2 separate regions of the Homo sapiens genome follow, and region 1 is linked to region 2. A link is a contact called in ENCODE Hi-C or POLR2A ChIA-PET data. All regions are on one chromosome and are shown on one strand. Each heading gives the region's core, a stretch centred on a gene start or an enhancer-like site at or near the end of the contact. The rest is flanking DNA. Distances are from core to core; before and after follow the strand shown.

The links. A loop is a pair of places that touch in the nucleus more often than their neighbours do. ChIA-PET counts read pairs that join two places held with the same protein, here RNA polymerase II (POLR2A). Pooled maps may share reads with other maps.
Region 1: a pooled map shows a loop between it and region 2 (4-fold over the local background). The contact joins two enhancer-like sites. A Hi-C loop is called at or near these places in 4 of 168 maps with a recorded cell type or tissue (CD4-positive, alpha-beta T cell, Caco-2, PC-9 and 1 more) and 5 of 50 pooled maps. POLR2A ChIA-PET finds 5 or more read pairs at or near these places in 4 of 52 experiments (OCI-LY7, PC-9, activated B cell and 1 more).

Annotation. Positions count from the first base shown.
Region 1 is chr10:114,335,155-114,339,780 of GRCh38, reverse strand. All of the region lies in intron 2 of AFAP1L2 (actin filament associated protein 1 like 2), which reads left to right. Among named protein-coding and RNA genes, the nearest start is that of AFAP1L2, 67 kb to the left of the region's middle. RefSeq lists enhancers at 1,054-1,957, 1,330-2,529. Within about 2 kb of position 2,765, at least 3 of the 41 ENCODE cell types and tissues checked have a DNase peak (open chromatin) inside an H3K27ac peak, as active enhancers do.
Region 2 is chr10:114,300,792-114,305,752 of GRCh38, reverse strand. AFAP1L2 (actin filament associated protein 1 like 2) reads left to right here. Exons shown (of 19, transcript NM_001001936.3): 11 at 823-1,034; 12 at 3,269-3,414; 13 at 4,288-4,399. Among named protein-coding and RNA genes, the nearest start is that of VWA2, 64 kb to the right of the region's middle. RefSeq lists a silencer at 735-784. Within about 2 kb of position 1,677, at least 18 of the 41 ENCODE cell types and tissues checked have a DNase peak (open chromatin) inside an H3K27ac peak, as active enhancers do.

The sequences.
Region 1 (4,626 bases), core at 1,516-4,015, 33 kb before region 2:
CAGCCTCTCAAAGTGCTGGGATTACAGGCGTAAGCCACCATGCCTGGCCTTAATCTCCTCTCTTTATAAGGATATCAGTCATAGTCGATTAGGGTCACCCTAATTATCTTATTTTAACTTAGTTACCTCTTTGAAGACCCTATCTCCAAATGCAATCATATTCCAAGGTATACTGGGTGCTAGGATTTAATATATGAATTTTCAGGGGACACACTTCACCCCATAACAATGGTGCGGGACTGACCCGAGTTGGGCCCGAGCCCCAGAAATCTCTGGTCACTTGACACAGCAGCCCACGAGTAAGGTTTTAAATGAAGTATTTTCTTTTTTTTTTGAGACGGAGTCTCGTTCTGTCGCCTAGGCGGGAGTGTTGTGGCGCGATCTCCGCTCACTGTAAGCTCCGCCTTCCGGGTTCACGCCATTCTCCTGCCTCAGCCTCCCGAGTAGCTGGGACTACAGGCGCCCGCCACTGCGCCCGGCTAATTTTTTATATTTTTTAGTAGAGACGGGGTTTCACCGTGGTCTTGATCTCCTGACCTCGTGATCCGCCCGCCTCGGCCTCCCAAAGTGCTGGGATTACAGGCGTGAGCCACCGCGCCCGGCCTAAGTGAAGTATTTTCAAAGCACTCTTCCATGCTGGTTGAAAGTAGAGATGGAATAATAAATTATAATAATAGCTAGGGCTTAATGAGCATTCCCATGAGCATATGTAATAACCCATTTCATCTTTAAGACATCCCTGTGAGGCTGGTGCTGTTGTTATAGAGGGGGAAACTGAGACCTGGAGAGTTTAACCTGCCCAATATTATACAACCCAAGGGAAAACATAGTTGGAAGACTTTGTAAATTACAGAACCCCGAGTCCATGATTTTTCTGTCTTTTTAAAATTGAGATCATTTACGTATAAAGTGCACATATGTGAAATAATTCAGTGAGTTTTGATAATTGTATACCCTTGCGTCCTGATCACCCAAAACAAGATATAGAACATTTCCATCCTCCAGAAAGTTCTGTCTTGGCCATTCCCAGCCGCCCAACACAAGCAACCATTGTGCTGGTTGATATTGCCTGTGCTGGAGCTCTGTATAAATGGATTCATACGATGTGTACTGTATGTCTGGCTTCTCTGGAGATTCATCCATGCTGTTGAGTGTGTCTGTAGTTTGTTCCTTTTATTGCTGAGTAGTATTCCATTCTGTGAATACATCACAATCTGTTTATCCTTTCACTTACTGATGGCCATTTGAGTTGTTCACAGATTTGAACTATTACGAAGGAGGCGGCTAGGAACATTCTTGAAAAAGTCGTCTTGTGGACATATGGTTTTATTTCTGGCAAATTCAGATTCTTTTAAAAAAGGAAAACCCTTTTTGTGAAGTCATAACAGTTGAGTTGATTTTTATGTCAGATGTTTGAGAACTGGAAATGCTGTTTGGGGACGGTCAGGGACCGTGCAAGGGCATCTAATCCATCTGCCTCCCAGCGGGAACAGGCCAAGTCCTGCCAGGGAAGGGAAGTCTCCACCTGCCCTGGCCATCACAGTCCAGAAATGCTTCTTTGTGTCCAACCTGAATCTGCCAGGCTACATTTCAAGGACTTTCCCCTTCCCTGTTCCCTGTGGAACTAGTTTCTATTCTCTGAATAAGCAGTCGTAAAGCCGAGGCATGTCGCTATATGCCCATCTGTCTTCTCTTCTGGAGGAATCATCTGCCTTAGCCTCTCATCAGAGGTGTTTTCTTTCAGACTTTGCAGCTTCCCATGCTCCTGAAGGCTTTGTAGGGAGCGTCCGCCCGCCTGCCGCCGGGAGTGCTGGTCAACAGCACATCAAAGCAGCCCATCGTGGGAACACAGATGGGAAATCTACATTACAAAGCGGGAAGGTTGGAGGGGGATGATTCACTCCATGAAGGATTCATCAGTGGAATCCTCTAAAAAGTACACTCCCCACACCACTTCCGATATGTTCCACCTTGAATGTTCAATGATAAGAAACACCTCTGTTGGGAACTGGAAACCACCTGTTTGTGATAAGTCTGACCCGTGGATCTTGGTGCTAACCACTCTGGCAGCGCCTCCTACATGTGGTCTCTTTTTTGAATTAACCTATGATGTGGCTTCCTGTAGGATGACCTTTTTGTTCTGCCCTTGATCGGCTCTTATAAAGTCAGGCCTTCCCCTCTCCGTGGACTCTGCAGCTCGTAGGGGGTGGGAAGCTGCTGAGAACTGGTCATGGGTTCCCCAAGGTGAATCACCTCCAGAGTGCCACCCATGCACAGCCACACTGAGGCCTGGGGCCTGCATTCTCAGAAGCGAAGCCCACTTGTTAATAGCCACTGTTTAACGGAACTTCCCTCCTGGTCCTCTTTGTACCCCTTAGACTGCAGAGTAGGTACAATAGCAGCCAACATTTATTGTGTACTTTCTGTGTCCCTGTACTTAATGCAGTAAATGACATGGATGACATCATTCATCCTTTATCCCAAAGTGTATTCCCTTTTTACCAACAAGGAAACCAAGCCTCTGAAAGTCACTTGCCTGAGGGCACACGGCTCTGAGGGCAGAGCCAGGGCTTGGGCCTGGACAGGTGGACCTAACCTTATCTCCCCCTGCTCCATTGCACTGCAGTTAACTGTCGTGTCGCACAGGACAGAATCGTAAACACACATACCGCACCTGAAATTACAGCATTCTTTCCCTCGGCCTCCCAGGCCCACCTCTACCCAAAACTTAGCTCAGCCTGTTGAGACTTGTAGGTGGAGGCGAGGTGATCATCTCAAGATAGCCGTGGTCCAACAGGCTGAGCTTCTGGGACTTCCACACATTTTGGGCAGGATGTGTATGTGTGCATTTACACTTCACAAAGGGAATTGCCTCTTTGAGTTTTCTGATCTTTGTTTCTTTTTTTCTCAGTGTAACACAAATTTTTCTACCCTCTTTGCTTTTTGTCTGGATGGAGAGGTCCAGGCATAGACTAAGATCTGTTTATTGAGGGCTTGGCTCCCTGTTGTCTATTCTAGCCTTCACCAGTGACAGCTGTGTCCCCACCACACCAGCCCCCACTCCTGCCTCACACTCCCACCCCCACCCTCAGAGGCTCCAGGGACATTTCAGTGGCTGCCCCTCTGATCAAAAGCACTTCAAATGTTCTGTATCCAGTGGTAGCAAAGAGGTTCATGTTCCTCCTCCCCACCCTATGCCAGTTCTCTGGGAAGGACCACCCTCTGCAGACCTCTAAGCACTTTGAGCTCATCTTCCCAACACCTTCAGGCCGTAGTCATTTCCCACCCACTGTGTAACGATCAGATTCAGGTATGTCTCTCCTGCCGGACTGTGGGGTTCACAAAGGCAGAGGTAACATCTGTTTTCTGCTGTATCCCCAACACTTAGCACAGTGCTGATGCTGAATGCACTTCGTCAGATAGTTGAGTGAATGATAGAAAGTTCTCTAGCCCAAGGCTGCCGCCTCCCAGACAGGACTGAGCAGTCTGGCCTGCCTGTCCGTGGCCTCCCAGTCTAGGGCCAGGTTTACTGTATTTTTCCCACAATTGCAGAAGGTCTTGGGAACTTCTTACTTACCAACCTGGAGAGTCCTAGATTAACAACCCTCTGAGAATCAAAACCAAGTCAGCCTCAGCCTGCAGCCCACCCGAGGTGGGCCGATGCACCCTCATGAAGTGGCCAGTGTGAGTTTTCTCTGCAACTTACAAATCATCATCTTAGAGAGAAAACACCTGCTCAGAATCCAACATTTAAAACAATAACATCTTGGCTTTTATTTTTTGTATAGGTATGTGAACTTAGTTAATGATATAAAAAAAAATGAACACTGAACACTATTTATGTTCTTCCAGTTCCTTTTCTGATCCTTATCAGCATTATCTGAATATTTTGGAGTAGCTGTGGTTTGCCTCTGTTTCTGCTTTACGTTATTTTTATATTTAGAATTGCTGCATGCACACATTTCCATGTGTTGACGATTCATATACTGTTTCTTTTTTTGCTATTCTGAAACATGATCTTATAATTAAACTCTAGGTCTTGGGTATCTTTGTAAACAGACACAGAGCTACCTTGCTAGTTTTCACGATTGGGTAGAGTTCAATGCTGGATGAATCCTAATGTTTAACCTATTGGTAGACATTTAAGTTGAATTTTTTTTTTTTTTTTGAGACGGAGTCTTGCTCTGTTGACCAGGCTGGAGTGCAGTGGCACTATCTCAGCTCACTGCAAGCTCTGCCTCCTGGGTTCATGCCATTCTCCTGCCTCAGCCTCCTGAGTAGCTGGGACTACAGGCGCCCACCACTACACCTGGCTAATTTTTTGTATTTTTTAGTAGAGATGGGGTTTCACCATGTTAGCCAGGATGGTCTCGATCTCCTGACCTCGTGATCCGCCCACCTTGGCCTCCCAAAGTGCTGGGATTACAGATGTGAGCCACCGTGCCCGGCCATATGTTGTATTCTTTTTTTAAAAAAAAAAATCATGCAGTATTGTAGTGAATGTCCTCAAATACAATTTTCTTTAAATGCTAGAGTTTATCTGTAGGATAAGTTTCTGGCAGTAGAAATGCTGGGTCAAAGAATATGAACACAAAAATGTATCCTCCAAAATCATCTCTAAAATGG
Region 2 (4,961 bases), core at 428-2,927:
CACCCCCTCCTGCATCTGCATCTCCTCCTGTAGCCCCGTCCCCTCCAGCCCCGCTCCCTCCTGCAGCCCCGTCCCCTCCTGCACCTGCATCCCCTCCTGCATCTGCATCTCCTCCTGCATCTGCATCCCCTCCTGCATCTGCATCTCCTTCTGCAGCCCCGTCGCCTCCTGCATCTGCGCCCCCTCCTGCATCTGTGTCCCCTCCTGCAGCCCCAACCCCTCCTGTACCTGCACCCCCTCCTGCATCTCCTCCTGCAGCCCCGTCCCCTCCTGCATCTGCGTCCCCTCCTGCACCTGCGTCCCCTCCTGCATCTGCGTCCCCTCCTGCATCTGCATCTCCTTCTGCAGCGCCGTCCCCTCCTGCAGCCCCGCTCTCTCCTGCAGCCCCGCTCCCTCCTGCAGCCCAGTCCCCTCCTGCATCCGCGACCCCTCCTGCAGCTCCGTCCCCTCCTGCGTCCGCATCCCCTCCTGCATCCGCGTGCCCTCCCACATCCACGTCTCCTCCCGCAGCCCCGCCCCCTCCTTTATCTGCATGCCCTCCCGCAGCCCCGCCCCCTCCTTCATCTGCGTCCCCTCCTGCAGCCCAGTCCCCTCCTGCAGCCCAGTCCCCTCCTGCATCTGCGTCCCCTCCTGCAGCCCGGTCCCCTCCTGCATCTGCGTCCCCTCCTGGAGCCCAGTCCCCTCTTGCATCCGCATCCGCTTCCCCTCCCGCAGCCCCGCCCCCTCCTGCATCTGTGTGCCCTCCCGAAGCCCCGCCCCCTCCTGCATCTGCGTCCCCTCCTGCAGCCCTGTCCCCTCCTGCATCTGCACTTCCTCCTGCAGGTTACCTGAACGTGCTGGTGAACAGCCAGTGGAAGTCTCGCTGGTGCTCTGTCAGGGACAATCACCTGCACTTCTACCAGGACCGGAACCGGAGCAAGGTGGCCCAGCAACCCCTCAGCCTGGTGGGCTGCGAGGTGGTCCCAGACCCCAGCCCCGACCACCTCTACTCCTTCCGCATCCTCCACAAGGGCGAGGAGCTGGCCAAGCTTGAGGTACCGCCGGCCTGCAGGGGGAGCAGGGCCAGCCAGGGTGTGGCGGTGGTGGCTGTTTGCTGCCAGTCTCCAGGACTGTAATGCTACTAAGGGAGAATCAATGTCCCCGCGTGTTATTTTTACTTCGTTTGCCTGAGATTGTTTGCATTTTTAAAAATTTCCATTCCTTTTCTGACCTCAGAGTAGTTGCGTTATAAGAGTGGAACCATGCGCTACTTCCTGCACTTAGGGCAGAAGGAGTATTTTTAGTTCTCTGAGCTACTGGAAAAGCTGCTGGGGATTCAAAGTGGGTGTTGTTTTGTTTGGGTATCACCAGCTGGGAGAGCCTCTAGGCCCAGTACGTAAAAACCACACTGTTAGAGCTTATCTGGGGGAAAAAATTCGCTTTGTGATACAATTACATTCCTCTCGCTCCCCATCCTCCCTTTGATGTGATGTTACGTTTACAAAAATAAGAAGTGACATAACGCTTTGCAAGCTGCGGCAGGCGGAGACCGAGTCCCTTCCACGCATGGAAGCACACACTTGCCCGTGAATGTCCGTTCACTTAGTCTTTGATGTGGAGGTCCTCATCCAAACTTTGCTCCAATCCTGCCCTCTGGTGGCTGAAAGACCCACATCGCAATTGCTTCCCAGGGTCCAGCTTGTAGCTTATATTCATCCATTCAGAGGTTCCCCATCAACAGACATCTTCTCAGCACAGGAATATGGTGGACAAGAGCAATATGGACTCCGTCCTTGTGGCACTTACATCCTAGTTTGGGAGTGTGATGTTATTCAGCAAATTACCCAGCCAATCGCTGGGCTACAATGGCTGGAAAGAAGTGGGGAGGGTGCTATAGACTTGTACTGGGGTCTGGGTGACAGGCTGGAGCGGGAGGGACAGGGCTTGATCCTAGGAGCAACGGAGCCCTGATGGCTTTCAGGGGAGGGCGGCAAGCTCAGATCGGGGTTTTGAGATGCTTCCTCCAGCTACTGGGGTGGGAGTGGATCGGAGGGGGCAAGAAGGGACCTGCTAGGAAGCTGTCGCAGCTGTCCAGGGCAGAGACGCAGCCTGGACTAGGGGAGGCCCATGAAAAGCTGTATTTAGAATCCAGTTGAAACTAAGTGGGGGCCGGGCATGATGGCCCACGCCTGTAACCCCAGCACTTTGGGAGGCTGAGGCAGGTGGATCACCCGAGGTCAGGAGTTTGAAACCAGCCTGGCCAACATGGTGAAACCCTGTCTCTACTAAAATACAAAAATTAGCTGGGTGTGGTGGTGGGCGCCTGTAGTCCCAGCTACTTGGGAGGCTGACACAGGAGAATTGCTTGAAGCCGGGAGGCAGAGGCTACAGTGAGCCAAGATCCCACCGCTGCACTCCAGCCTGGGCGACAGAACAAGATTCTGTCTTTAAAATAAAAAAAAACTGGGAAAAGGAAACCAACTAAATGTCAAATTCTGCTCATCACGGCCTCTTTGATGAAGAGAATGTAGCAGCAAACGTGATGGAGCTATGGGTTATACCAAAGGGGGCTGATTTTCCTCATCAAAATAAACCTATAGCTTTGATTAAATGGGCAGTTTTTTCTCATTATAAAGGTAAGAAACAGTGTGGACATTTTAATTGAGGTACCCAATGGATGCATTTGATTAGAATGCATTGTCCCCTGGAAAAAAAAATACCAAATTCACTGGGATTTTGATGATGATTTAGCAGCTGAGCTAGTGTAAGGTATTTAAAAGATGTCCCGACTTTACTGAAGCCATGAACAAAATAAATTTGAATGTTGTTATTTCTTGGGGATCCAGGAAGTCTTGTTGTATATGGGATTGGGGGAATGACATGCATTGTTCATAAAATACAAGTGTCAACTTAAAAGACATACAATTTTTTAATCATTTTAAAAACTATTAATTAACAGGTGGTCACTAACAGTTTTTAATAGTGACCACCTGGTGATAAGTTTTCACCTCCTAGAAACACAATGTATATACATCTCATATGGCCCTTGGGACAAAAGTCCACAGCATTATTGAGGTGGCATCAAGATGTCACTGACGACAGGAAATATTATCTGGGGCCACTGGGGGGTGGGATAGGCTGGTGAACAGGAGAAGCACAGCCCCGGGCTGTTACAGAGGCTTTCGTGGGCAGGCTCAGGGGTAGGGGTACGGTCATGGCCTGGTGGGGAGGGGCTGGCACCAGGCAGCACTGCCTGGCCCTGCTTATGTCTCTCTTGGCCTCGTTCCAGGCCAAGTCTTCCGAGGAAATGGGCCACTGGCTGGGTCTCCTGCTCTCTGAGTCAGGCTCCAAGACAGACCCAGAAGAGTTCACCTACGACTATGTGGATGCCGATAGGGTCTCCTGTATTGTGAGTGCGGCCAAAAACTCTCTCTTGTGAGTAATTTGGACCCTTCCTCCGTACACTCTCTTATTCCTGGCCATGCTGTAGGCCCTGGGTCAGCCAGAGTCAGGGGCAGCAGGGAGCACAGGGTCCCACCCCACTCTGCCCAGCAGCAGGAAAATGTGAAGCCAAGGAGTAGCCCTCAGGGAGGCCCGGCCAAGAGCCAGGAGCTGAGCTAAGAGCAAGGAGCCGAGCCAGGCTTCGGGCCCCGGGGGCAGCTTTGGCATCCTCAGAGGCAGTTAGACTCTCCAGCTCCTCCAGGCAGAGCTGTCACCTTTCCTGACCTCCTACTTGTCCTTCTGGTGAATCCCTCACTGGGTCTCCAGCACACCCTGGAGAAAAGCAGGTCAGGGGGTGGTGCTTCTGTTTCCAGATGAGCAAACTAGGGCTGAGGGAGAGGGCGTTCTCTGGTCAGGGTGGTAGAGCCAGTCTCGTGGAAGCCGGCTGAGCCACTGAAACAGAATCAGTTTTCTCATGGACCAAACGGGGATAGTGTCTGGCCTGCGCCACCCCAAGTGTATTGTGAAGATGAAATGAGAAGGGGTTTTTTGTTGTGGTTGCTGGAAGGAGATCCTAGAAGGGAGGAATGGGGGAGAAGATGGCAAAGGGATCCTAGGACGAGGCGTATGGGCAAGGGAAGCTTGTCTTTCTGGGAGGAAAATCTCGAACCAAGAATTTCAGGAAGAAGGCACTGGGAAAAGAGGGAGGAGGTGCCCTCAGATCCATGGAGGTGAGTGTCAGCCCCCAGATCTCTTGTGTGGCCACCACTTTCACGGCAACCACTCCTCACTGGGAATCCTTGGAGTCTGGTGCTTTCACCACCCTGCCCCGGCTGCTTCATGTGTGCCACCTCGCCCTGTTTCCAGACTGATGCAGAGAAAGTTCTCAGAGCCCAACACTTACATCGATGGCCTGCCTAGCCAGGACCGCCAGGAGGAGCTGTATGACGACGTGGACCTGTCAGAGCTCACAGCTGCGGTAAGGACCCGGCCAGGCAGTGGCCTGGGCCTCTCCAGGCCCTCCTCCTACCAACCTCAACACCTGGATGCCAGAGATCATTAGAGTATCCCTGAGATGAGATGAGTGGGTTCTGAGTCACCTACCAGGCCAGTAGTGCAGACACCTAAGTGCAACAAGGCTGTCTCCTATATGTGAGGCTGTGCAGTTTGCTTGGCTTGGGGACTTATCTAGATGAAACACCGGTGAACCCCTCTCGTCAGGGCTAGGGGTGTGGTGGTGGGATTGGGAGTGGAGGTACCAGTAGGCTTCCAGGTCCAAATCGGTTGTTGAGTGGGATGATCACACCGATGGCAACTTCCACGTTTTGGGCACTGAACCCTGTGCTGAGCTGAGGACCTCCTGCAGATGATCTCCTTGAATCCTAACCACCTTATGGGAAGATGCTGCTCTTTTCCTCTTTACAGATGAGGAAATAAGGTTCAGGGAAGTTAAGTGCTCTGTCTGGGTCTTCCACCTCGAGTGACATATCTAGGACTCAGCCAGTGGCCCCCCCAGCAGGGAGGGAGATCTCTTGGAACAC